Linked DNA regions of Mus musculus: all the other regions are linked to region 2. Evidence: chromatin loops called from intact Hi-C (ENCODE). Cell type or tissue: left cerebral cortex. All regions are shown on one strand. Each heading gives the region's core, and the rest is flanking DNA. Links, peaks and the distances in the headings are about the cores only.

Region 1 (8,303 bases), core at 60-8,059, 830 kb before region 2:
TGCAAAGGAACTTGAGTTCAAATTTCCAGTCCCCATGTAAAATGTCAGATGTGACCATGTGGAGCCCCAGCATTGTGGAAGGTAGAGTCAGGAAGCCCCTGAGACTTGCTCAATGCCATCCCAGCTCCAGATTCAGTGAGAGAATAAGTCATAGAATGATGGAGAAGACCATTAGGCACCCATTTCTGCTGTTGGTGTACAGGAACATGCATCCATACACATGTATACACATATACCACATGTGCACATATATCACACACATGCATATCATATACACACGGGCACATGCAGACACTTAGAGCTGCATATGGTCAAACATGCGCACACAAAATACAATCGGAAAAAGAAATGAATATGGAGTATTCTTCAGTGCAATCGGTGCCCTTTCTAAGTAATCACAGAAAGGGCTCCTTCCTTTCTACCATCTGGGAGGAAGAAGCCTGCTCCAGACAGCCAATATGCTGGCCCCTTGACCTTGAAATTTCTAACTTCCAGATCCTGGAGAAATTACTAGTTGCTGCTGAAGCTTCTGTCCTTGTGATGTTTTTAGAGCAGCCAAACAGATGGATTAATAAACACGCTGCACGAATAGCAGCTTGGGGTTTCAGACTGATCACCTAGTATCTAAAGCCGGCTTTCTTCAGAAATAAGGGAACACTGACTTCTCAAAACTTCTGTGAAGGTCACAGGAAGTCATCAGAGTCCATCTCTTTGGCAGAGTGCCTGGCGCACCGTTGTCCCACATGTGTGAGTTTCCTTCCACACAGTCTTGGCTATTTTGACACTAGACTATGACAAGTCTCCTGACCTTTAGAAATGATCGTCGCGTGATGGTTGTAAGAATACAAACATTTGAAATATTGTAAAATTTAACGGGCATTTGCTAGGTTTTAAGTACATGCTTATTTGTGTTGCAATCAAGGAATGGAATGGGAGTTCTCTAGTATTTGTTTGTTTGAGTGTTTGTTTTAGACTAATTATCTGGTAGAGAAAGCTTTAAGATTTTTTTTTTCTTGTCTGGGTCAATGAATGGCTAAGGAGTTGCCACTCTCCCTTCTTCAACTTCCACTGGGGCCAGATAATTTTTGATGAGATAAAGGGGAAATTGCAGCAAAATGTGGCAATTCTGGAGATTCTGCCCCTTGGGAAGTGTTTTCTTTCAATGTTTGTGATTTTTCTAGCAGCCTACCACAAAGCTCTCTGGTTCCTTCCTCCCGCCACTGACTGCTGCTGCAGCAGGTTACACAGTCACGCATGCAGTCTCTGCTTTTGCAGTATCGTTGATGTGGACGGAAGCTGTTTGGAGAGAATCTGAAGGATGACATAATCCTCACGATATGAGCGCTATATGCACAGACAGACTGGGGGAGCTGTCCTTTCATGGATCTGTGACAGAATACCGTAGCCTGGGAGTCTTACTCATTGTTCTACTGCTGCAAAGAGACACCATGAGCAAGGGAACGCTAACAAAAGAAGACATTTAACTGGGGGGGGGGGGTGGCTTATAGTTTCAGAGGGTTATTAGTCCATGCCCATCATGGTGGAAGAAGACAGGCCTGGTGATGGAGCAGTTGCTGAGAGCATCACATCCTGATCCAGAAAGAGACAGACAGACAGACAGACAGACAGACAGACAGACAGATACAGAGACAGAGAGAGAGACAGAGAAACAGAGAGACAGAGACAGAGACACACAGAGAGACAGAGAAACAGAGAGACAGAGACAGAGAGACAGAGACAAAGAGAGAGAGAGACTGGGGCTGATATGGGCTTTTGAAACCTCAAAACATAACCCTAGAGACACTCCTCTTCAGACAAGGCCACACCCTCTACTCCTAATAGTTTATCAGCCGGGATCAAGCATTCACACATATGGGACTATAGGGGATATTCTCCTTCAAACCACCACACTGGATAACTAACAAAAAACACAAAGCTATTTCTCATAGTTCTGAAGACTGAAAGGTCCAAGGTAAAGTTGTCACATATGGAAAAGGAACAGGGACTAAGTTCCCTCTGGCCCTTTCATCAGACACTAAGACACTCAGAAGGCAGAACTCCTGAGTCCTAATGTCCTGTTCACGTGTCCAAAGGCCCTGTCCCACCCCACTGCTACAATGGTGGTTATGTTGCAATGTGTGATTTGAGGGAATTTAAGGACAGCCGTTGTAACAGAACCGCAATGAGAACATTTCTGTAAAAGAAAAGAAACAAACTATCAAGTCTAGGAAGAAAGTAAACGTCGTCCTCTTCACTGCCCTGGGGCCAAAATACATAAGATGGAACACTCTAGAAAGAGCACATAAATTCAAAGATCACACAACTTGCAGTCTACATCCACGGCTTCCTCTGCAGTCCATGAAGCCCCATGAAGAACAATTTCTGTGCACAGCACTTGACAGGAATGTAAGCCGGATGCCACTGCCATGTGTGTCTGCTACCAGTGCTGGGGAAGCCTAGCAGAAAGATGAAATTTTTGGTGTTTGGAGCCAGCTTAGAATACATAAATTGAGCCAGCATCAAGAAGCGAAGAAGAGAGAGGAAGGAAAGGAAGATAAGAAGGAGGAGAGGAGGGGAGAGGGAAGAGAGAAGGAGGGGAGGTCAATAAAAGAGGAGAAGAGGAGAAAGGGGAAAGAAGAGGAAGGAGAGAGGAGAAAAGGGTATGGTAAAGACAAAATATTTCTTTAGTTAAAAGACACTTCTCAGGTTCTCTTAACAGTAGTGGGGTGGAGAAAGGAAAAAATCTGCTGTAAAATTCACCATGTTCTCAGCAACTATTTTTGCTTGGCTAATACAGTAATTTACTCCAGGTAAAATCCATCTTTTCCACAGACACAGCATTTGTTAAGTGTATCCAGGGCTTTGTGCTATTTTTGGGGTGTGCCAAATTTCTTCTAGAAGAAAAATACAGGGGAGATAGTATATACTGACCATTGGGTGATTTGATGATTACTTTATGCTGAAAATACAAAATAAAAAAAAATCACTCTGCAGCCTGGATGAGACATGGTGGCCATATGCATCTATAATCAATGAATTCATGTTAATAGTTTCAGAAGGATTATTGTTGTAAGCACTTATGTTTTAAATATCCTTTTGAAACAAAACTAAAGCAATTATAAAGTCATACATAAAGGTTAAAATGTGTAGTTCTGGGCCTTGGTGTTGGTTTAGCAGTTAAGACTGCATGCTGAACAGGACCTAAGTTCAACTCTTAGCTCCTACACTGAGCCTACCACCTGCAACCCTACCTCCAGGGGATCGCATGCCCTCTTCTGGCCATCAGATGCACTACACTCATGTTCACCTAGCCCCCTCCCACATACACATACATGTACACACAAATAATTTCTAAAGATAAAAATAAGTAGGATTTGGAAACAATATAGAAGAGCAAGGAGTCAGATTTTGTGTGCCAAAGTGGTTATCAAGATAAAGTGAAACATTATGAAGTTCAAAAGAAAATGGCTACAGAAAGTAGGTATGCTACCACAGACACAAGGAATGGCGTCTATACTATTTACCACTTTTCTAACAATTTCCTTGTTGTAAGACTTGGTTTTGTTTTGTTTTGTTTTTTACCATTTTCGTAATAAAACAGAGATGTTTAAAAAAACAACCATGTTGGGCAGAGAGAGTAATTTGTTTTCTTTAGACAATAAGTCAAATAACAACTCCCAAGCAGTTTCTCTTTTTGCCAGACCCAGACTAAGTACGTCTAAATGCTTCGTGAACTGAATTTTCAAGAGAAAAATTCTTAGCTCTGTTTTATAGATGAGGACAGGGACTCGAGAGTCTGCAACAAAACTACCAAACTCAAAGGGCATCGCCAGGCAGGCCAGCCTCATCTGTCTGCTTGTTTTAAGTGTGGTGTGATTTTCGAACGTCTCTCACAGCTTGAGTACTTGAAGGCTTTAGCTCTCAGCTGTAGTGCTGTTTGGGGGAGTTAGAGAGATGGGGCCTAGTTAGCATAAGTACTGTATTCCCACCCAGTTCCCTGCCTCCTCTGTGGTGCATGGTTCTCTGAGATGTCACAAAGGGCTGCCACATACCCCTGCCAGGCCAGAGGCTAGCACACACCTTCTCTCCTGTGCTGAACAGCAGCTCTTCAAGCCAGGAGACAAAATGAGCCTCTCTTCCCCTAAATTACTTCTTCTCAAATAGTTTATCAGAGTGAGAAGAGAGAGTAACCAGCAGGCAGCACCCATGGCCATGCAGGGAGCACCAATGGGCTTTCTTGGCAAAGTTCGTGTTCCCTGCAGAACCTCATGAGTCCTCAACAAGATGGAGAGGATCCACAGAGAGTCAGGAGTGCTTTAGCCTTGGTGGGACTTTCTAAGGTTAGGGAAGAGCGACTGAAGCCTCCCATTTAAGGCACATGCCAGCAATGGCATCATATTGTCTTTGCACGACATTTCTATGACTTCCTGAGCTTTCTGGTGCTCACGATATGCAGAGTGGAGAAGGTAAACTGAGTCAATAGCGATGGGCCCCTCACAAGCCCCAGGCTGCCAGCAGCCTCTGGAAGGACAAACTGGTTTGCTATCAATATCTAACAGGTTCAGCAAAATTGTTTAAATATCTTCCTTAAGAATGACCTGTGCAAAGCCAAGGTTATGTTTGTATTTATATTATATTTATTATATATTATATTATATTTATTATATATTATATTATATTATATTATATTATATTATATTATATTATATTATATTATATTATACCAAATACTTCACATAGCTCAGACATCAGTGCACAGCATCATAACAGTGGAAAGTGCTGCCATCCCATTTTTTGGCTTCTCACTCTATGGAGATCAGCGTATGTCTGTAAGGAGCAGCACGCACCAGAGTGGCCTTCCTTAGGAGAGGAAATTTGCATCACCTGCTAACCAGCCAATTGTGTGTGTGTGTGTGTGTGTGTGTGTGTGTGTGTGTGCATTTAAGAGCAGATTCCATTCTGCAGAGCCCTGTTCTTCATGCCTTCTCTTTGTAAGAATCAAAGCTGATGAACACGGGGAACATCTGACACTGGGCCACAGTGTCACCCACATCTAACCTATGGTTCTTATGACAGGGAAAAGAAAGGAAGAACACATAGTCAAAAACCACCAGCGAGTATTCTGTGTGCACACAAGTATGTAAATGTCGGTGTGTTTGTAAACATGTGTGTGCAAGTGTGTAGGCAAATAAATATGTGTGCGTGTAAGGAGGCCAAAGGTGGATGTCTGTTGTGTGCCTTCCTTAGTTTTTGACACAGGGCCAATCGCTGAGCCTGCAGCTCACCCACTCAGGTACAGGAACTGGCCAGAGAGCACCATGTTTTCTCCTTTCTCCACCTCCTCAGCACTAGGAGGACAGGTGCATTCCACCACACCCAGCTTTCCTACATGGGTGCTTGGGATCCACACCCAGGCCCACGTGCTTGTCATGCAGGCGTGTTAGTAACCAAGCCATCTCACCTACCTCCCAGAGAATACTTTTTACCCTGATAGCTACTTCCTTGACAGTGCATTGTTTGAGAACCATGGGGTAGGTAATACAAACTCCCTCCATGCCTGGCCGTATGATCGTGACACTGAAGCCCTGCAGCTGCTAGGCTGAAGATATTATTACCACTCATGTTTAAGAAACAGTCTCTCTTTTTATATAGTTCCCCAGCTTTGATACATTGCATGTGTAGGGGTTTTGTTACTGTTGTATATTTCATGCAGAGGTCCCCACTCTCTGACTTGGGGACCAATAGGCAGCATCCACCACCAGCATCACATTTACTGCTCCAGCTGTCTCTATCATCAATCATCTTATCACACATTTCAGAGAGGTTCTGTCGGGAGACTTTCATTCTGCTCCCACTCCAGTCTCCCTTGTAACTGCAAAGCAGTGCTCTGTGAGTTGTCAGGGGGCAAGCTCGTGCCTAGAAAGGGGCAATCTAACAAAAAGGCAGAGCGAGCTTCCTCGGACTCTTAAAGATCTTTCGAAGAGCTTCTCTCTCCTCAGTTCTGGTTTTATTAAGAGTTATAGAAGGGTTAATGGGAAGGAGCACAGGTGACATTTTCTGCATTCACATCTAGCCGATTTGATGGCAAAGTAAGATGGATGTGATATGACTTTCCCTTGATGACCCTATCAGTGGAGAGAAAAAAACCCCAACAAGCTTGCAGGTGTTTACTAAGAAGCTGACTCTGCAGACCCCTTACACTCCTAGTCCGTAGCGCTAGCATGTTATGGCAAAAATCTGAGACTCAACAGTGGTTTAGTTTTTAATGAGCAAATTTGTTTCATGATGGTTGACTGGTTGGCTCATGGTTCATGGGTTCTTAAAGTCGAAAGACAGTCATGCAGCATTGTATCCGTTTCTTCTGTTTGTATACTCTTACCAAAGACGCTTTATAAAACATGTGCACATCAAAATACCTTTTCAAAACTATAGAAATGGAAGTTAAATTGGTTCATTTTTTTACATTGGTTATTTTAATTATTTTCATTCAAATGTTACCCCCTTCCCAGTTTCCCCTCTACAAACCCCATCCCATCCCACTACCACCTGCCTCTATGAGGGTGGTTTCCCGCCCACCCACCAACTCTTGCCTCAGCACCCTAGCATTCCCCTACACTGGGTCATTGAGACTCCCAGGATCAAGGGGTTTGTTTCCCAGTGATGCCAGATAAGGCTATCCTCTGTTACATATCTAGCTGGAGCCCCCCCCCCCCTGTGTACCCTTTGCTTGGTGGAGCTTTGGGAGGGGGTCTAGTTGGTTTTGTTGTCCTTCCTATGGGGTTGCAAACCTCTTCAGCTCCTTCAGTCCTTGCCCTAACTGCTCTGTTGGGGTCCCTGCACTCAATCCAATGTTTGTCTGCAGGCATCCACTTCTGTATTGGTCAGGCTCTGGCAGAGCCTCTCAGGGGACAGCTATACCAGGCTCCTGCCAGCAAGCACTTCTTGGCATCAATAATAGTGTTTGGATTTGGTGTCTGCAGATGGGATGGATCTCTAAGTGGAGCAGTCTCTGGGTGGCCTTTCCTTCGATCTCTGCTCTACTCTTTGTCCCTGCATTTCCTTTAGATAGGAGGAATTCTGGATTAATATTTTTGAGGTGGCTGGGTGGCACCATCCCTCAAACGGGAGCCATGCCCAACAACTAGATATGGTCTCTACTAGTTCTATTCCCCCTTTGTTGAGTATTTTAGCTAATGTCCTCCCTGTTGGTTCCTGAACACCTTCTGGGTCCCTGGCATCTGGAACTTTCTAGTGGCTACTCCTAATTCCACCTCCCCTATTGCTACACACATCCTTTTAAATTCCTGACCCTCTGTACTTCTCCCCCATTGCTCCCATATCTAAACTGGTGCCCCTTTCCCTCTTCCTCCTCCTCTCTCCCTCACAGATCGCTTTCTACTTCTACTTCCCAAGACTATTTTCTTTCCCTTTCTCTGTAGGACTGTGGAATCCACATCTTGGTTTGCTCTTTTTTTTCCCCTTGGGTTTCCTATGGTCTATAAGTTGTATCATGGTTATTCTGAGCTTCTTTTCTGCTAATATCCACTTATCAGTGAGAACATACCATGTGTGTTCTTTTGTGACTGAGTTACCTCACTCAGGGTGATGTGATATTTTCAAGTTCCATCCATTTGCCTAAGAATTTCATAAATTCACTGTTTTTAATAGCTGAGTAGTACTCCATTGTGTAAATGTACCACATTTTCTGTATCCATTCCTCTGTTGAGGGACATCTGGGTTCTTTCCAGCTTCTGGCTATTATAAATAAGGCTGCTATTAACATAGTAGAGCATATGTCCTTATTACATATTGGAAAATGTTTTGGGTATATGCCCAGTAGTGGTGTACCTGGGTCGTCAGGTAGTACTATGTCCAGTTGTCCAGTTTTCTGAGGAACCACCAGACTGATTTCCAGAGTGGTTGTACCAGCTTGCAATCCCACCAGCAATGGAGTAGTGTTCCTCTTTTCTCCACATCCTTGCCAGCATCTGCTGTCACCTGAAGTTTTGATCTTGTCCATTCTGACTGGTATGAGGTAGAATCTCAGGGTAATTTTGACTTGCATTTCCCTGATGACTAAGGATGTTGAACGTTTTTTTAAGTGCTTCTCAGCCATTTGAGATTCCTTACTTGAGAATTCTCTTTTTAGCTCTGTACACCATTTTTAATAGGGTTACTTTGTTCTCTGGGGTCTACCTTCTTGAGTTCATTGTATATTTTGGATATTACCCATGTTATATTTCTCTTAGAGATGAATAAAAACAGTGTGTGTGTGTTATGAAATGATAGCTGTAGTTCTCAGA
Region 2 (8,303 bases), core at 117-8,116:
CCACACGCAGCAGCCCATAATTCCAATTCCAGGAGATCTAGCTCCTCCCCTGGGCACCAGGAACATAGATGGTGCACTACTTAGATCCAGGCAAAATATCCATACACATAAAATAAATATTTTTAAATTGTATAAATGTAACAGGGCTGCAAAGATGACCCACTGGCTAAAGCACTTTTCATACGAGCATGAGTACTGGAGTTTGGGTCCCCCTAAATCCACAGAAATGTAGGAGAGGTGTGATAGTCAGCCTGAAATTCCACCCTCAGAAGGCAGAGACGGGACCCTCAGAGCAAGCTGGCTACTGAGACTAGCCATATCGGTGAGCTCTGGGTTTGATTAAGAGGCCTGCCTCAATGAGTAAGAAGGAAGTGAGATACAGGATGAATCCCGACATTAACCCTGTGTCTCCACATGAGCACACATATGCATGCACACACACACACAAAGCCAGAAAATAAAAAATATATTACTTGATCAATTACTTTAGTAAAACGTCCATAAATGAATGAGGCAATTTATTAGGCAATGATCAGAAACTGGTATAGTTGCCAACACACCAGGACCTCCAAGAAAACAGTTGGCATCCTGAGGGGCTGGAGTCATGTCAGTTCCTGAAGGCGACCTGTGGTGCTGGTCACAGAGCTGAGAGAAGGCGTGTCTTACCTCCCGACCCTGCCAGTGCCCGACCCCACACTACCTCCCCACAGCTCCAGCAACAGCTATCCCATCCTTCCTCCTGCCAGCACCAGTCCCTCATTATCCCTCCTCCACCAACACCCTACTGTTATCCCACGGACCACACCAAACCAGCTGACCACCTACCACCTCCATCGCCTGTTTTGCTCTGACTTTAAAATGTGCCCTAAAGGGGGCTCACATGTTGAGTGTTTGGTCCTTACCTGGCTGTGCTGTTTGGGGAGGTTCGGGGAATTCGAGCTGCCTCCTCCACAGGTTCCTACCCTCGAGAAGTACTGCTTCACCAGCGGCCCTGTACCAGAGTCATACGTGCACGAGCCCTCTGAGACTGTGAGTGAAGTGATCCCACCCCATCCCCACCCCCCGCCACACGACCAACACCTCATCTGTCTGTACACTTCACCCCAGCAACGGTACCACCAGTTCCTCACCACCTTGCCTTCATCCTCACCACAACCCTACCGTTATAGTCCCGCCACTACCCACCCCTGCTCTCCCGCCTGTAACCGCCCCCTCTCCCGCCTGCTCTCTTTCCACCTGCCTAGTGTTCAGGAAACGGCATCCAGAGATGTGAGATCACAGGTCCACACTGTCCAATCGCCGTTAAATTTATTGCCGGAGCACCATTAGCAAGTTAGCTGGAACAACAGGAGCGATGACCACAGCAGAGCGTTGAAGCAGCTGCAGCCCTCCAGGGCCTAAGTGCTCGTAACTGCTGTATTCAGAAAGCTGCTGTTATTTTACAGGTTAGAAACTGAAACGCTGAGACCCTAAGTAATTGGCTTAAAGCCTGCAGTCAGTAATTGTCCGACTGGGATTTACCATGGACGGGGCAGCTCGAGGGCCTGTGCCCTTAAACAATTCATCATGCTGTCAGCTCACAAACTCAGTCTTGGGCACCTTAGGGAAGGGTGTCTGTTAGGTTCACTGGGTTTAGGACACCAGTGCCATCTGGTGAAGCAGGGTATAGTAAAAGCTCACACCCTTGGCTACAAAAATCCACCTTGAGCACCTGCTCAAAGGACAAGCTGCCTCCCACAGCCAGGCCCCATGCTGACCATGCATGCTGTATACACAGACTGTTTGATGCTCTCCCACCGTCATCCTGTGAGGCTGGTAATATTGCTAGGAACAAAATAATTCCTGTTCTGTATGTGAGAAAAGAGAGTAAGTTAGCACCCGGCTGGCATGTCTCGGAGGACTCACAAGTTCCCCAGAATGTCCCAAGCATTCTGAGAGGTCCTCTCCCTCTCCTGGGCTCCAGAATCTGGGATGGAGTCTGGAGAGGACAGCTTTCAATAGCTTTGTGAACAAATGAAAGAAAGAAAGAAAGAAAGAAAGAAAGAAAGAAAGAAAGAAAGAAAGAAAGAAAGAAAGGAAGGAAGAAGGCAGGGAGGGAGGGAGGGAGGGAGGGAGGGAGGGAGGGAGGAAGGAAGGAAGGAAGGAAGGAAGGAAGAAAGGAAGGAAGGAAGGAAGGAAGGAAGGAAGGAAGGAAGGAAGGAAAGATGGCTCATATTTGATATAAGGGTGAGAGCAGGCACCCAAAAGACCTTGGGGCCAAGGCACCAGGCGACTGAGGAATGTTCACTTCGGAGCCCTCTGAACCGATGCTTCATACACACACACACCCAACTGCTTTCCTCCAGCCTGACCTACTTTGGGCCAAGCAGGGTTTGCAGAGCATTGAACAAATGATGCTGACTTGTAGAAGTGGCTGCTGCCCTTTGCAATTAGATGCTTTGAGACCTCTCCTCTGTCCCTGCAATAAAGACAGTGACCTAAGTGCTGATGTGGCCAAAGGACAAGGGACGACGTGAAATTGTTCCCATTAAAATTAGCCCTAGGGGCAAACAGTAAAACCAAGCAGAAAACCTGGCCGGGTCCTCAGGTTTTTAGTGCAAGATCACAGCCTACGTCCATTTAGAGTGTTCTCCTACCCTTCCTTCAAACCCTTCCAGCCCATCGCCTAACACACACACACACACACACACACACACACACACACACACACACACACCTCACAGACGCTGTATTAACAGAAAACCTCCAGCTATGTGTCTATTCATGCAGAATAGCAAATAAATAGCAACTAAGTATCTTCTTCTCCACACTCTGCAAGGTCTGGGGTGGGTGTGCAGGTGCAGGGCGCTAGCGCATCGTTGGTGGCTGGGGACGGGGAGTGTGGGGGAGGGGGTACAGACGGGGGGGGGGGGGGGGGGGAGGACAGGACTGTGAACACTAACCTTCATGTTCTCACCTAACCCTGGGGAACCCACCCTTTCATCTATCCTTCCTGGATTCACAAGACAAGAATTCTTCAGCTCCTGGTGGGGAGCCACCACAGAGCCTCATCACAGGGCTCTGATCACACTGTTAACTCAAAAGAAAACTTGAACCAATTTTAGAACAAGGCTAAGAGGCCAGAAGAAAAATCCCTGCTGCGAGGTCTTGAAACATAAATTGTGAGATGTCGCCATCTTGTGGTCACCTATGGGGTTGCCATTCTTATTCCATACCCAATAGACTATTGAATTCTGTCAGCTGCGGCCACCATCTCCCCCTTTCCCTAGACCCAAACATCAGTATCAGTTTTGCTGAAGCGGCAGGCTGAAGGTTTGCACAGCAGAAATACATCTGTCCCAGTGGCAAGGGTCGGGGACTGGGGATGCTTTCGGTACAAGCCTGACCTGAGTTCAATCACTGGGTCCCACATAAAGGTGGAAGGATAGAAACAACTCCACATGGTGCCCTCTGACCTCCAGTCGTGAGCCTCAGCACACGTGCTCAGACACACTAGGAGTAGTAGTAAGTACTTCTGCCATTGAATATGGCCTGATGCAGGAAGTGACTATGAACTAAGCCTATTAACTGAGAAACACTTTGAATGTGGTTTGCTTCCATCTCCGAAGCACATCTTCTGGGGTGATGAGAAACCATCTTAGTGATCACTGTCTGGATCTTCACACAGTCAACCACAGTGGTGCAGGTACCACCCTGGATGGCCACAAACCCTGTCCTTTCAGCTGTGGGCATTTCACCTTACAGAAAACATGACACCTCTAAGAATGTTCCAATACTACTATGCCAGCCCTCCTCCCAGATCTTATCTTTGACTCTTAGACATAGAGGCCAGCTCCTGCTCGCACCCATGACTGCTCCACATGGGGAGAGGTTTCCACAGTGTAATGGTTATCATATTTGCCTCATACATTTTAATACAGCATTCACTTCACGCTTTCTCCTTCAACCTCACTCTCACTCAAAATGCAAATACCAGGCGGCAGCAGCAATATCCCTAGAACCTAGAATATAAGTCTGTCACCTTGCAATTTAATTTAGTTAGTTTTTATATACTCTCTCTCTCTCTCTCTCCCTCCCCCCCCATTTTTGTTGTTGGTGTTTTGAGACAGGGTTTCTCTGTGTAGTTCTTGCTGTCCTGAAACTCACTGTGCAGACCAGCTGACCTCAAACTCACAGAGATTGTCTTGCTTTCCCTCGCAAGTGCTGGGATTAAAGATGTATACCACTATGACTGGCAAGATAAAAGAGAGAGAGAGAGAGAGAGAGAGAGAGAGAGAGAGAGAGAGGGAGAGGGAGAGGGAGAGGGAGAGGGAGAGGGAGAGGGAGAGGGAGAGGGAGAGGGAGAGGGAGAGGGAGAGGGAGAGGGAGAGGGAGAGGGAGAGGGAGAGGGAGAGGGAGAGGGAGAGGGAGAGGGAGAGGGAGAGGGAGAGGGAGAGGGAGAAGTTTGAGGCCAGCCTGGTCTAGAGGCCAGCCTTGTCTCCAAAGAAACAGTCCAGGATGATCTCAAACCTGCTATTTAGCCAAAGGATGACCTTGGATGACCTTGCACTTCTCATCCCCCTTCCTCCACCTCCCAAGTTTGGGATTATAGGCACCAGCTTTGTGTGCTGCTGGGTACCTAGCCCAGAGCTTCTGGATACTAGGCCAGCATTCTACCAACTGATCCACATCCACAGGCTCAAACATATAATTCTGAATGGCTAAGTAGGGGAAAACATGGATGGGTGGGTGGGTGGATGGACCAACTGACAAACAGACGGATGGGTAGACAGACGGAACAAAAGCACCTATAAATAAACTCCAAAGAAAGAGAAATTTTAGAAACTTTAACATTCGATCATATTGAAAGCCCAGTTCCACCATATCCCAGACGCTATCTTCTCTGGGTCACGATTCTTCTATTCCAACAAAGTGAGGCAAAGTGAGAGGAGACCTCCAGCGTGGCTGTTGAGCTAAATACTTAACCGACCTGGAATAGCATGCTCAAAGCTTGCTGAAATCCCAGAGTTCAGGCTACCTGCTAGTGCAGCAGCAGCGGCAGAAGCACCGTAGAAGCTGGAAGCTTCCCAGACCCAGCTCAGCTCCTCAGCAGCCACACAACCAGCTCCTCAGCAGCCACACAACAACAACACACACACACACACACACACACACACACATACACACACATACACATACACACACATACACACATACACACACATACACACATACCTACACACATACACACACACATACACACACACCTACACACCTACACACAAACACACACATACACACACACATACACACACATACACATACACACACACACATACACACAAACACACACATACACACACACACATACACACACACACATACACACACACACCTACACACATACACACAAACACACACATACACACACATACACATACACACATACCTACACACATACACACACACATATACACACATACACACACATATACACACATACACACACATACACACACACACACACACACACACACACACACACACACACACACACATACACACGAATGAAGGAGCTGGAAAAAATGAGTCCCTGGCTAAGAGCACATATTGCTCTTGCAGAGGACCCAAGTTCGATTCCCAGCACCCACATCAAGCAACTCACTACTGCTTGGAATTCCAACTTCAGGGAGCCAATGCCACCCTGGCCTCCTTGGGAACACACACACACACACACATGTACATACACATAAATAACAGTAATTTTTTAAATGAAGTCTCAAGACATAACAGCCACAATAAACTGTAACCAGTGACCAAGCCAGAGGAGCATTAGCCCTGATCCTACGGTTCTCTTTCTGTCCCTTCATCCAACATGCATGTCGTCCAACAATACATACTAAAAAGCAGAGTCTAAAGAGACAAACACAGCAATAGCAGCAGACGCATACATGGCAAGGGTTTGGGAAAGCTCTCAGTACATATTTTAAGTAACTAATTACTGGTATAAAAATGGACATTGTACAAGAACGAGTCAGGTACACAGATTCTGATCTTGCTGGAAACCAAAAGCCACATAGGAGAGAGGGAGAGACCTCAAGCAGGCTCCCCGGTAGACTGAAGCCTGGGCTGGGAAATACAGCTCAGTGGTTTGCCTAGCATATCTGAGGCCCCGGGTCCAATTCCCAGCCCCACACAAAGAAAAATGCTAGTAGGTTGAATACATACTGGGGGAAGGGCACACTGAACAAACCTGGAAACCTTGAAAATACAACAGAAACTTCCCAAGTGAGAATGTGGACAGAGAAAAAAGAATAAAAAGCTGGAGCAACTATCTACAGACTGTGAGGCAGCTGAGACCACTGTGAGGCACAGTGAGTATGCCAGGTTAAGAGTGGGCAGTGCACAGGTGCGTGCCCGGAATTCCCAGCACCGGAGAAGGGGGTCAGAACCAGCAAGAGGATCAGGAGGTCAAGGTCAGCCTGGGCTAAACAGACACACAGAACCCTGTCTCTGTGACAGCAGTGCGCTGGAAAGTTCTGGAAAGACACGGGAGGAACACAGGTGAAGAAGCTCAGAGAACTGTGAAAACCTACACCTCAGCAAAGAGGTTCCAGACTGCAGAAGACGCAGATCTTAAACGTCAGAGGGGAGCTCTTTTTAGGTAAAAAGGTAAACAGAACTCACTGGAACGCCTCACACAACTGCTCAGGCAACGAAACAGTGCTGGGAGATGTTACATATGTTACATGTTGAAAAGAAATGACCCCAGCCTAGAATCCTGCGTTGGCAAAAAAAAAGAAAAAAAAAAATCTTTGAACTGCGGATGTTGATTTACATGTGAAACACTAACCTACAAACTCCTAAGGTCCAGGAGAGCAATCTAGGTGACTCGAGGTTGGACTCTTTTGACACAACAAAAGCATGCTCAGAAAGAAAAAGCCCCATAGAGCTGGGTGTGGTCTTTAATCCCAGCACTCGGGAGGCAGAGGCAGGCGGATTTCTGAGTTCGAGGTCAGCCTGGTCTACAGAGTGAGTTCCAGGACAGCCAGAGCTATACAGAGAAACCCTGTCTCGAAAAAACAAAAGAGAAGGAAAGGAAAAAGGAAAGGAAAGGAAAGGAAAGGAAAGGAAAGGAAAGGAAAGGAAAGGAAAGGAAAGGAAAGGAAAGGAAAGGAAAGGAAAAAGAAAAGAAAGAGCCCCATAAAGAAGGTCGGGATGTTTTTATTTCCAAGGTTTTTTATAATAAAGTTTTAAGATGTCTTAATTTCTTTGCAATCTACATTGGGTATTTCTACAATGTAATACTCATTTTAAGATAACTACTTGAACTTTGAAGGTTAGCAAAATAATAAAGCAAGCCACCAAATTGGGAGGGGCGGCGAGATACAAAATACATCTAACAATGAAACTATATCCAAAATATACAGAGACTCTTTAAAACTCAGTAAGAGAAGAGCTCAGTTCAGATAGCTGCCTCAGCAGTTAAAAGCACTGGCTGCTCTTGCACAGGACTTGAATTGAATCCCTAGGGCTCACACCATGGCTCACAGCATCTTTAACTTCTGGCCTCCGTGAACAACAGGCACACACATGGAGTGCACATGTATACTTGCAGGCAAAACACGCACACACATAAAACAAAATAATCTTTAAAATGAGCGGATGATCAGCATCTTCAACAAATTATGAATTCAAAGCAAAAGCATAACACCACACACACATTCACTCCAATGACTAACAACCCAGAAAACAGATCACATAAATATTAACAATAATGGGGAGAAATAGGAACTATTATATATTGCTGGTGGGATACAAAATACTAAAGAGACTTTGGAGAATGACTTTCAAAGCTGCCATGGGTCTATGCAGAAGTTGCAATGAGACTGGCTCTGGAACTGTATGGCTGCACATACTTTGTAGGGTTCCTCCTGTTTCCATCGAGAGAGGAGTAAATATCTGGGTTGTGACATGTCCTGGTAAATCCACAGTGCTCTTGAGCCATGAAGAGGCATCGAGGAAACAGATAACAAAGGAATCAGCTTCGAAAGGCTTGTATGTATTATGTGATTCCAACTCTGAATTCTACCAATCTGGAAAAGGCTTCACCAATGGTCACGGGGAGTTAAAGGGCGGGGGGCAGGGGGGTAGCAGCTGACACACAGGGACTTGGGAGATTGCAAATCTATTCTGCATGAAGTTGTAATGATGGATACATATGCTTTTGGCATCTTTCAGGACAGAAATGGGCCTTAATGGGAACTATGAACTTTGGTTAACGTGTGAGTACTGATTCATTCATTTGGTCAATGAACCACACT
Region 3 (8,303 bases), core at 60-8,059, 920 kb before region 2:
TAACAGTGTCTGTCCAGCAGTTCGGGACCCAGAGATGGAATAAAAGTTTTCTTGGTTGGTTTTGTAAAGCTTGGATTCATTAGCTCCCTGGATTAACAAGATCAGGGTTCTATAACTTATCTGTAATACAATATAGAATAGAATTTGAAAGCTCTGGAATATGAATATGTTAGAATAACTGGTGTGTCAGTGTTAATTGTCAATTTGCCAGAGTCTAGAATCTCCTGGGAGATGGGTCACTGGGCATACCAATCACATAGTATAGATTTAGATAGTTAATGTGTGAATATTCTTTTTACTGTGAGTGGGATCATTCCCTGGGAAGAGGTCCTTGGACTAAATAATACACAGACGGACAGACAGATCTCTACAAACTGGAGAAAGAAAGCTGAGAGCTAGCATGAATGCACTTATCACTCTCTGCTTTCAGACTATGGAAGTGATTAGACCAGATGTTCAAGTTCCTGGTGCCATGAATTTACATACTGCCACAACAGACTGTACCTTGAACTGTGAGTTAAAATAAAGTCTTTTTTGCTTCTGGGGGTTTTTCTTTCCCAGCCACAGAAAGATATCTGAAGCATTCCTTGAGGTTCTCCAAGAGAAAGGAGTCTTCACTAAGGCACTAAAATATGCTTTCCTGAAGGGAATGCAGCCTCATTACCAACCTCTGCTGCTGTCTTTGGCTGTTTCTCAGTTTGGGTATAAAACATTAGGGACTGTAACTTTCACCATTAAGTATCAGAACTTTGTATTTTAGTGAGGTAACATGGCCATGTGATGTCAGATGCCATATGGTAATATGCAACCATTTCTGACCATGATGACGTATAATTATTGTGTTGTGGTTATTGCAAAACACACGGGAACATGGTTGTTCCAGTCATCAGAACCATATGATGGTGACTGATTCCTGGTGTCCCAAGGCCAAAAGTAAGAATGTCAACTGCCAACTTACTAAATTGTTAATATATATATATTATATATATTATATATATATATATATATATAGGCAGATATATATATATATATATATATATATATTATATATATATATATATAGGCAGATCCTAATCACAAAGATAAACGGTCCGAGTGTCTCAACTTGTTGAATCTGTTTGAAGAGTCTGCGCCCAGAAAACCTAGGAAAGAAGAGTCCAATTCCTCCCTTTCCATGGCAATACGATGTGTCTGTGTCTCATGGAATATACACTCACATTTAATTTTGCAGAACTATAAAAGCCCTCAGTTTGCACTCATTATGGATAGAACTCCCCATAGCCAGGTGGATGGGAGGCCTGCTCCTGGGATGGACCATGAACCAATTCTCTCAATTGTCTAGTGTTTGCTTCATGGACTCATGAGCCAAGTAGCTGTTTGGCAGCCACAAGAACTCCCGGGCAAGTTCCGCAACTTGAAACCCCGAAACAGTCCTTCCATGATCAACTGCTGTGCCTGCTGGGTATCCAAATTACCAACGGCAGAGGTTACATCCAAACACTGATATGGCTCCATTCCCAGGTTGAAGGTGGGGAGAGATTCATCAAGCCTCCTAGTGAGAGTTTGATTACATTGGACCCCTTCCATCATGGGAAGAACTGCAATCTGTTCTTATAGAAGGAGACATCTATCCTAATGCAAAGTTCCCTTCCTTGTGTAAAATTCTCCCTTCAGATTCATCTTACTTGAACAGGACTGTCTCTCAGGTGCAGGATGGCAGTTCACGATGCTCATCTCCACCCTACAATTGTGGAGTCTTACTCTGCACTGGAAGTAGGTGATAGGATTTGCCCTTGGCATTCTCTGGCTAGAATGTGTCCTATCACCTAAAGAGAATTGGCTTTCTGCGACAGCTTTCTGCGACAGCTTCCTGCTCTTCTGAAGGGAGATAGCAACTTGAACAAACATGGGACAAGATTTATCTGAGTTAGAACATATCACTATCATGAAGCAGGGTGCGCACAGAAGTGCTCTGCTCATCTAAAGAGTAATTTATAGAATTGTTGCTTTTTATTATTTCTTGTGTGTGTCCATATGTGTGGCTCTGTGTGCATATATCTGTGGGTATGCCTGTATGTGTGTGTGTATGCACGTGTCTGTGTGTGTCTGTGTGTACATGTGTCTATGTATATGTCTGTATGTGTCTACATGTGTCCCTCTGTGCATGTGTCTCTGTGTGTGTCTCTGTGAATATCTGTGTGTGTGTCTTTGTGTTCCTGTGTGTGTGTGAATGTAGGTGTGATCATAGTACAATGTTCCTGTAGACACAGAGGATAACATCTGGGAGTTGATTCTTGCCTCCCAGCTAGTTGATATAAGATCACCTCTTGCTTTTTTTGATGCTGCTCTATATAGTCCCAGCCGGCTTCTTTCTGGCAGGGTTCCTGCCCCTGCCCCTCATCTTTCCTCAGACTTCTGGCTTTAAACACACACACTGCCACTGCATCTGATTCTTTTACAGATCAAACTCAGGTGAAGAAGCCCACATGGCAGCTCCTTTCCCTGCTGAACCATTCTTCTGGCTGCAGAATCTTTTTATTATTAAAGTCACAAACTTGATTGCATTAAATTTCCTAGTTCCTAAGAGGAAAAAAAATTTTTTTTCAGAGAACACATTTCTAGAACCCCAAATTAGAAATCTGAGACTATTTATTTGCCAAACTGGTCTTTGATCTGGCAGACATAGGACAGGGTTGGGGGAAATGTTTCAATCCTTAAAAATAAAAGGGAATCTGTCCTGTTGCTGCAGAACAAATGTAAGAAAGGCTGTCTTGGTATCAGAAGTGAGGACCCTCCTGTGAGCTGGACTGTCACTTCGGTATCCCAACTTGTATTTGCTATTTAAATCCTTTGTAAGGGAATTCTATTCTTGGTTATTGTTTAAAGCAGTTGATCAAGAGAAACATGAAAAACTACTCCAGGGTGTTACAGGAACAAAGAGAAAAGGAAACCAAGCTTTATGTTCAAATTTAAAATGATAACTTTAAACAGCTGTGTGTCCCAAGGTTAAAAACAAGCAACGCCAATTTAGAAAACATGGAGAAATATGTAGGAGATGATTTAGTGTTTACAATGGCTGATGGATAGGGATAGAAAGTCTGGAGACTGTCTTTGGGTGATGTCCTCTGATAATAAAGAGCCACGAAGAGAAATGACTTGATCATATATGCATTCTAACAAGCCAAAAGCATCTCAAGCAAGTAACTGGATGACTAACAGACATTCCGTGAATGGGTGAATGAATAATTGAAGGAAGGAAAGTGAAAAGTGCAGCCAGGAAACTCTGAAAACTCTTGAAGGAAGAGATCAGAATAGGTAGAGAAACATTCTTCAAGAAATATGCTCTTCAACCTGGCGGCATCCCTCCAGACACACACAGTCTACACACACACACACACACACACAGAGAGAGAGAGAGAGAGAGACAGACTACAACTGCCAATGACACAGGCTGGGACATGCCAGATGTGGGTGTCAATCCCAAGTTCTTCCATGCTGTCCTTTAAAGAATACTTAAGAAAGCAGAAAACAGAAACAAGGAAAACAACCAAAGGGTGTGTGTGTGTGTTGGGGGAACCTTTCTCTCCATTCTAACTCTCTCAAAGCTGAATTAAGATGGCATCTATTTTCCCATCAAGATGTTCCATAAGATTTATTGCCAATATTGTCTGTGCCAAAGTCAGCCCAGTGCTACACAGAACCAGTACAGTACATTATACAATGGCAGTCGCGTTGGCTGGGAGTGGCTCCATATTATTGAATTAAAGACTCTAGGTAGATATTTGAAAGAATCAAAAGGTCATAGAATTACTCATACAAAGCACCATGAACTACAGCCACACTTTTTTTTTTTTTTTTTTTTTTTTTTGTCTTTTGAGTGCAATTAGGCTGAAGCCCACAGGGAAGTCACCAGATTGCAGTCTGCATTTAGCAGGGACAGGAACTGACCCTTGTGACTAGGTTCGGTAGCAGTGTTGTTTATTTTCTATTATCGGCAATGCTTAGCATCATGATATTCACACAGCAGGCTGATAACATTGGTTCTGAAGTGTGCAGTATGCTCTCTCCCACATAGAAGAATTTCCACAGGCAAATTACTTAACCCCGCTGAGCCACACTTCCTTAAATTGTAAAAGGAGGGATAATACTGGGCAGCATAGTTAAGAGGATTAGAGGTTGTTTTCTCTGCTGAGCAAAGTTTCTATTATAAAACTCCTATTATTCAGGCATTAAATCTTGCAGGGGCAATTTGTAAAGTAAGATTCCATTTATTTAAATCAAGGAAGCAAGAAAGAAAACAGGTATGAAACGTTCTGCTAGACTGCTTCTACACTATCCTCAGTCTTGTTTATCGGCATTCTGCCATTATTCTTGCTAACATACAAAGCAAAGGGTTTCATCGTGGCTTTAGAGTGTGAATGTCATTTCTCTTTGGTCTTCCTTTCCTCTTGCTCCACCCTCTTGTTTGTCGCCTACCTTACACCAGGGGGCTCCTTCCCTCTGTTCCAGTGTCAGTGTCACGTGCATTCCTGCAGTCATCCTTTTATTTCTCAGTCCTCGCCCCCTTCATAAGCTCCTCCTCTCAAGGCAATGTTCCACTTCTACTATCCCAGCTCTCCCCACCTCACTCAAGTTAAAATATGCAGCCTGCGGATGAGATAAAACACGCAGTACTTGTTTTTCCGCAACAGGTTTATGTCACCTAACACAATGAACTCCAGTTACACCCATTTTCCTGCAAAGTCACAATTTCAATTTTCCTTATGAAGGAGTGAAATTATATTGTGTGTATATTCCTCATTTTCCCTGTCCACTATGTGTTTTTAAACATTTAGGCAAGTCCATTTCTTACTTGTCGATACTGCAGAAAAAAAAATTGGATGTACACGTGTATCTAAAGTATATTGATATAAAGAGCTAAGGGTATATATCTGGGAGTGATACACCTAGGTGATATGAGATCTGCTCTGGATGGTGTGAGATGGAATCTCAAAACAATTTTAATTTGTATTTCCCTGATGGCTAAAGATGTTGAAACTTTCTTCAGTTTTTATTGGGAATTTTGCATCTTTATACACTATAGTCCATAGTTTTCTGTTGTTGTTTTGTCTTATTTAATTTTTGAGGGGGAGGCTGTGTGTGGTGTGTGTGCATGCATGCATGTGTGTGCACATCTCCTGTATTTTGATGTTAGGTTTCTGAACTCATATCCTCAAGCTCTTCAGCCCCCCAAGCCATCTCCTCAGACCCTAGGTATTTCATTGCGACATTATCATTGTTACAAATAAGATTGATATGTCACATGTAAAGCAAGCCTGCAGTGGATTCAGGCTCAGTGAGAGACCCTGTCTCAAGCTAACATCATGGAGCACAAGAGAGCACACTGTCTAACACCATTCTCTTGCTTTCATGGGACAAACATCTTCACATACATGTACACAAGCACATACATATGCACACATGACATATTCAAGGGAAATTGCCTAAACAACTCTATATAATATTTTGGGAATGACCACAAATATTGCTTGTAGGTTGTCTGATCTTGGGTGATTATTTCATCTGCTTCTTCAGACTGATAGTTTTGCCACTTTTTAAAAGACTTCCTCCAACATTGAATTATTTCAGTCTTTGTCAAAAAATGAGCTGTACTGCTGAAAATTTCAACAACTGAAAAACACATAAATCATATGTGATATATCCTCTATAGATACAAAGACACATGTTTGCATACATGCATAAGGCAGGCATGCATGGGCACACCCATATGACCATGTACATATATCACTATACACACCCAAAGAAAATGTTCTTTTTTTGTTTGCTCTCTGTACACACATACATATATACATATCACACATATCTGGATATATATTTGTATCTATGCATTTATACCATCTGTATATGTCTATATGTGGATGTGCAAAGATACATATAAATATGTAAATGTATGCAAATCCCTCCATCTCTCTTTCTCTCCTCTATAACTTGTTACTGTGACTTCACTTCTTCCTACATGTGAAACTGCAGAGCAGTGTGCTTTTGCCACCATTACATTGTAAAATCAATACTGAAATCAGGAAAAATAGCCTACAAGCTCTCTACCTGCCTCCTGGGTCCTTTCATCACAAAATGGCTGTTAATGAGTCATAGAAAGGACTTAGCGAACATTAATATCAGACTACCTACAATGAGGTGCTAATTAAAATTAAGTCCCTTCTTCATTTAAGATGCAACAGGAAAGGAAACCTGATACAGGCCAAGCATCACTGTGAATTTTAATTAAAGGAGATTTGGGAGTGGGCGAATTCCAGAGAATCACAAAGATCCATTCAGCAGATAGAGCGTTTCCTCAGCCTCAGTGCAAGGCAGCTGAGGGTGCCCGCGTGTCATGGAAATCTCTCACTTCTTCGGATCAGCACACCACTTTCAGTGTAATTATGAGGTTCATCCTTAAAATTTGTTGATTTCATATTTGCCTGCATGTATGCTGACGAAAATTAATTAAACTTAAATTGAACACATCAATTACAGCACCTCTTCCAGCACGTTATTCCTCCCTGATTATGTACCCTATAAAATTGCTTTAATTTTTAATTCTGTACTTCAAAGTCAAATAATAATATGTATTTCTAATTAAGCCCGCTTACATATCTCACTGCTGATTAAACCGTTTTAATATTTTATGACACCAGTCACCTTAAGTTCCTACCTCTGACAGCTATTGCCTCTCTGCCTGCCTTTCCTACGCCATACATCTATCTTATCAAGGCACCTAAAACTACCTACTTCCTTCATTCTGGTTTATAGTGAGAGAAACGGTCAACATTTCTAGTCTCAAAATGAGGAGACAATGAAGAAGAAAACTTCTGAGATGACGAGAGAAATGCCTTGGATACCATTGCAGGGATGTGTACGTTGTTTTTATTAATTTTTCTCAGCTTGCCTGTAGCTTACCAACGGTTGAAATTTGGCTTTTAAAATCTAGGGAGGGGAATGTAGGACAAGCCTGACACCCTGATACAAATACCCCTAACCACAGCATCACTGTGCCAACCACATTAAAGCCCATCTTTCTAAGAACAGAATCATACAGTGATGAAATGCAGCTAACATTTTGCCAAGAATCACCACACGCAATTTCCCTGATTGCTTTACTGCATCCTTAGAAAAGGCTACAGCTGAGAGGACCTAGGTGTAGAAGACTTAGAGCAAAGCATGCTGGGGAAAACCGTTGCTAAGGAGCAGAATCTGGAAGGTGGTTCAAGACCCTTTGGTCCTAAGATGGCCCATACTGCCTTCATTCATTCTGGTTCAATTTGCTGCCCTAATGCGTTTTTTTTTTAATCAAATTGAAACTCAACAATGAATTGCTTCTAATTCAGAGCTCTAGGATATGTACCTTGGAATCCAGAGAACATTGTATCATTAGATACGAGCTATCTAATTCCTGTCCTGCATCCCTTTCCCTTGCTTTACTTAGCCCACTTAGCTGGGACTGAGGTCATGCAGGTCACAAGTCTGCTCAGGAGGAATTAAATCCCAGGCTTATTTATACCAACAGAGCATGATCACCATGAGGAGCTGTTCCATGCCACAGGTTTAACACTTGGATGAGATGAGCATTTAAAATAGTTAAACGTGGAAAGATGGCTGGACATGACTCTTTTTTTAAAAAATATTTTTTATTATTATGTATTTTCCACTTATCTGGAATCCCAGCACTCAGGCCAAAGCAGGTAGATTTCATGCCAACCTGAAGTGTAGATGGAGAAAAGAAAATAACTTTTAAAGGCAGAAAGGAAGGATAGAAAGAAAGAGAAAAGGAGAATGGGAGAGGGAAGAAGGAAGGGTGGGAGGGACGACCGACAAATGGAGGGTCGAAGGAAGAACAATCTGTAAAACATACATGCTATTGCCTTAGAGCATGAGAGTATGGTACCCAAAAACAAGTAAATGAAGGTACCAAAATGCCATCCTTGCAATCATGGCAGCAACCCTTGCCTACTGAGGGCTTGTACAAGACTAATCCACTGAATATTCAGTCAGTTATCAGTGGAGGGAAGGCTCATGGGCCTTGCCTCACCCCAGCCAGCAAATTGCAACAGAGGGTTACTGGAACACAGGAAGTCATTGCCTTAGGGTAGCTACAGATGAGCCATTCAGGTTCCAGGGATGTCTCATATCTTGCCCATGTGATAACCACAGTGAGCCTTAAAGCATCACAAAGCAAAATAGAACAAAAGACAGGAAAGTTGGATGGTAACTTGGTGGCAGTAAGGGTGGAGTCAGGGTGGGAGGTA

What was found. Peaks named below come from ENCODE experiments on the same cell type or tissue, not always from the same donor. Only the 100,000 strongest peaks of a DNase experiment are listed, where the experiment ranks them.
Region 1: a loop joins it to region 2, with 2.7 times the contacts of the local background. A loop is called at or near these places in 7 of 42 quality-filtered maps.
Region 3: a loop joins it to region 2, with 2.9 times the contacts of the local background. A loop is called at or near these places in 4 of 42 quality-filtered maps.

Annotation. Positions count from the first base shown.
Region 1 is chr9:112,808,861-112,817,163 of GRCm38, forward strand. No RefSeq gene overlaps it. Among named protein-coding and RNA genes, the nearest start is that of Gm24957, 290 kb to the left of the region's middle. In left cerebral cortex, for the core only: CTCF peaks have their summits at 1,352 and 3,291 (motif pointing left); a DNase peak (open chromatin) is centred at 1,309.
Region 2 is chr9:113,642,531-113,650,833 of GRCm38, forward strand. Gm36745 (a long non-coding RNA gene) reads right to left here and starts at 1,078. Exons shown (of 5, transcript XR_379913.3): 1 at 903-1,078. In left cerebral cortex, for the core only: a CTCF peak has its summit at 3,178 (motif pointing left); DNase peaks (open chromatin) are centred at 1,289, 1,734, 2,462, 3,146 and 4 more places; H3K27ac peaks cover 1,931 bases.
Region 3 is chr9:112,721,186-112,729,488 of GRCm38, forward strand. No RefSeq gene overlaps it. Among named protein-coding and RNA genes, the nearest start is that of Gm24957, 200 kb to the left of the region's middle. In left cerebral cortex, for the core only: a CTCF peak has its summit at 4,488; DNase peaks (open chromatin) are centred at 1,673, 2,265, 4,520, 6,121 and 1 more place; H3K27ac peaks cover 2,222 bases.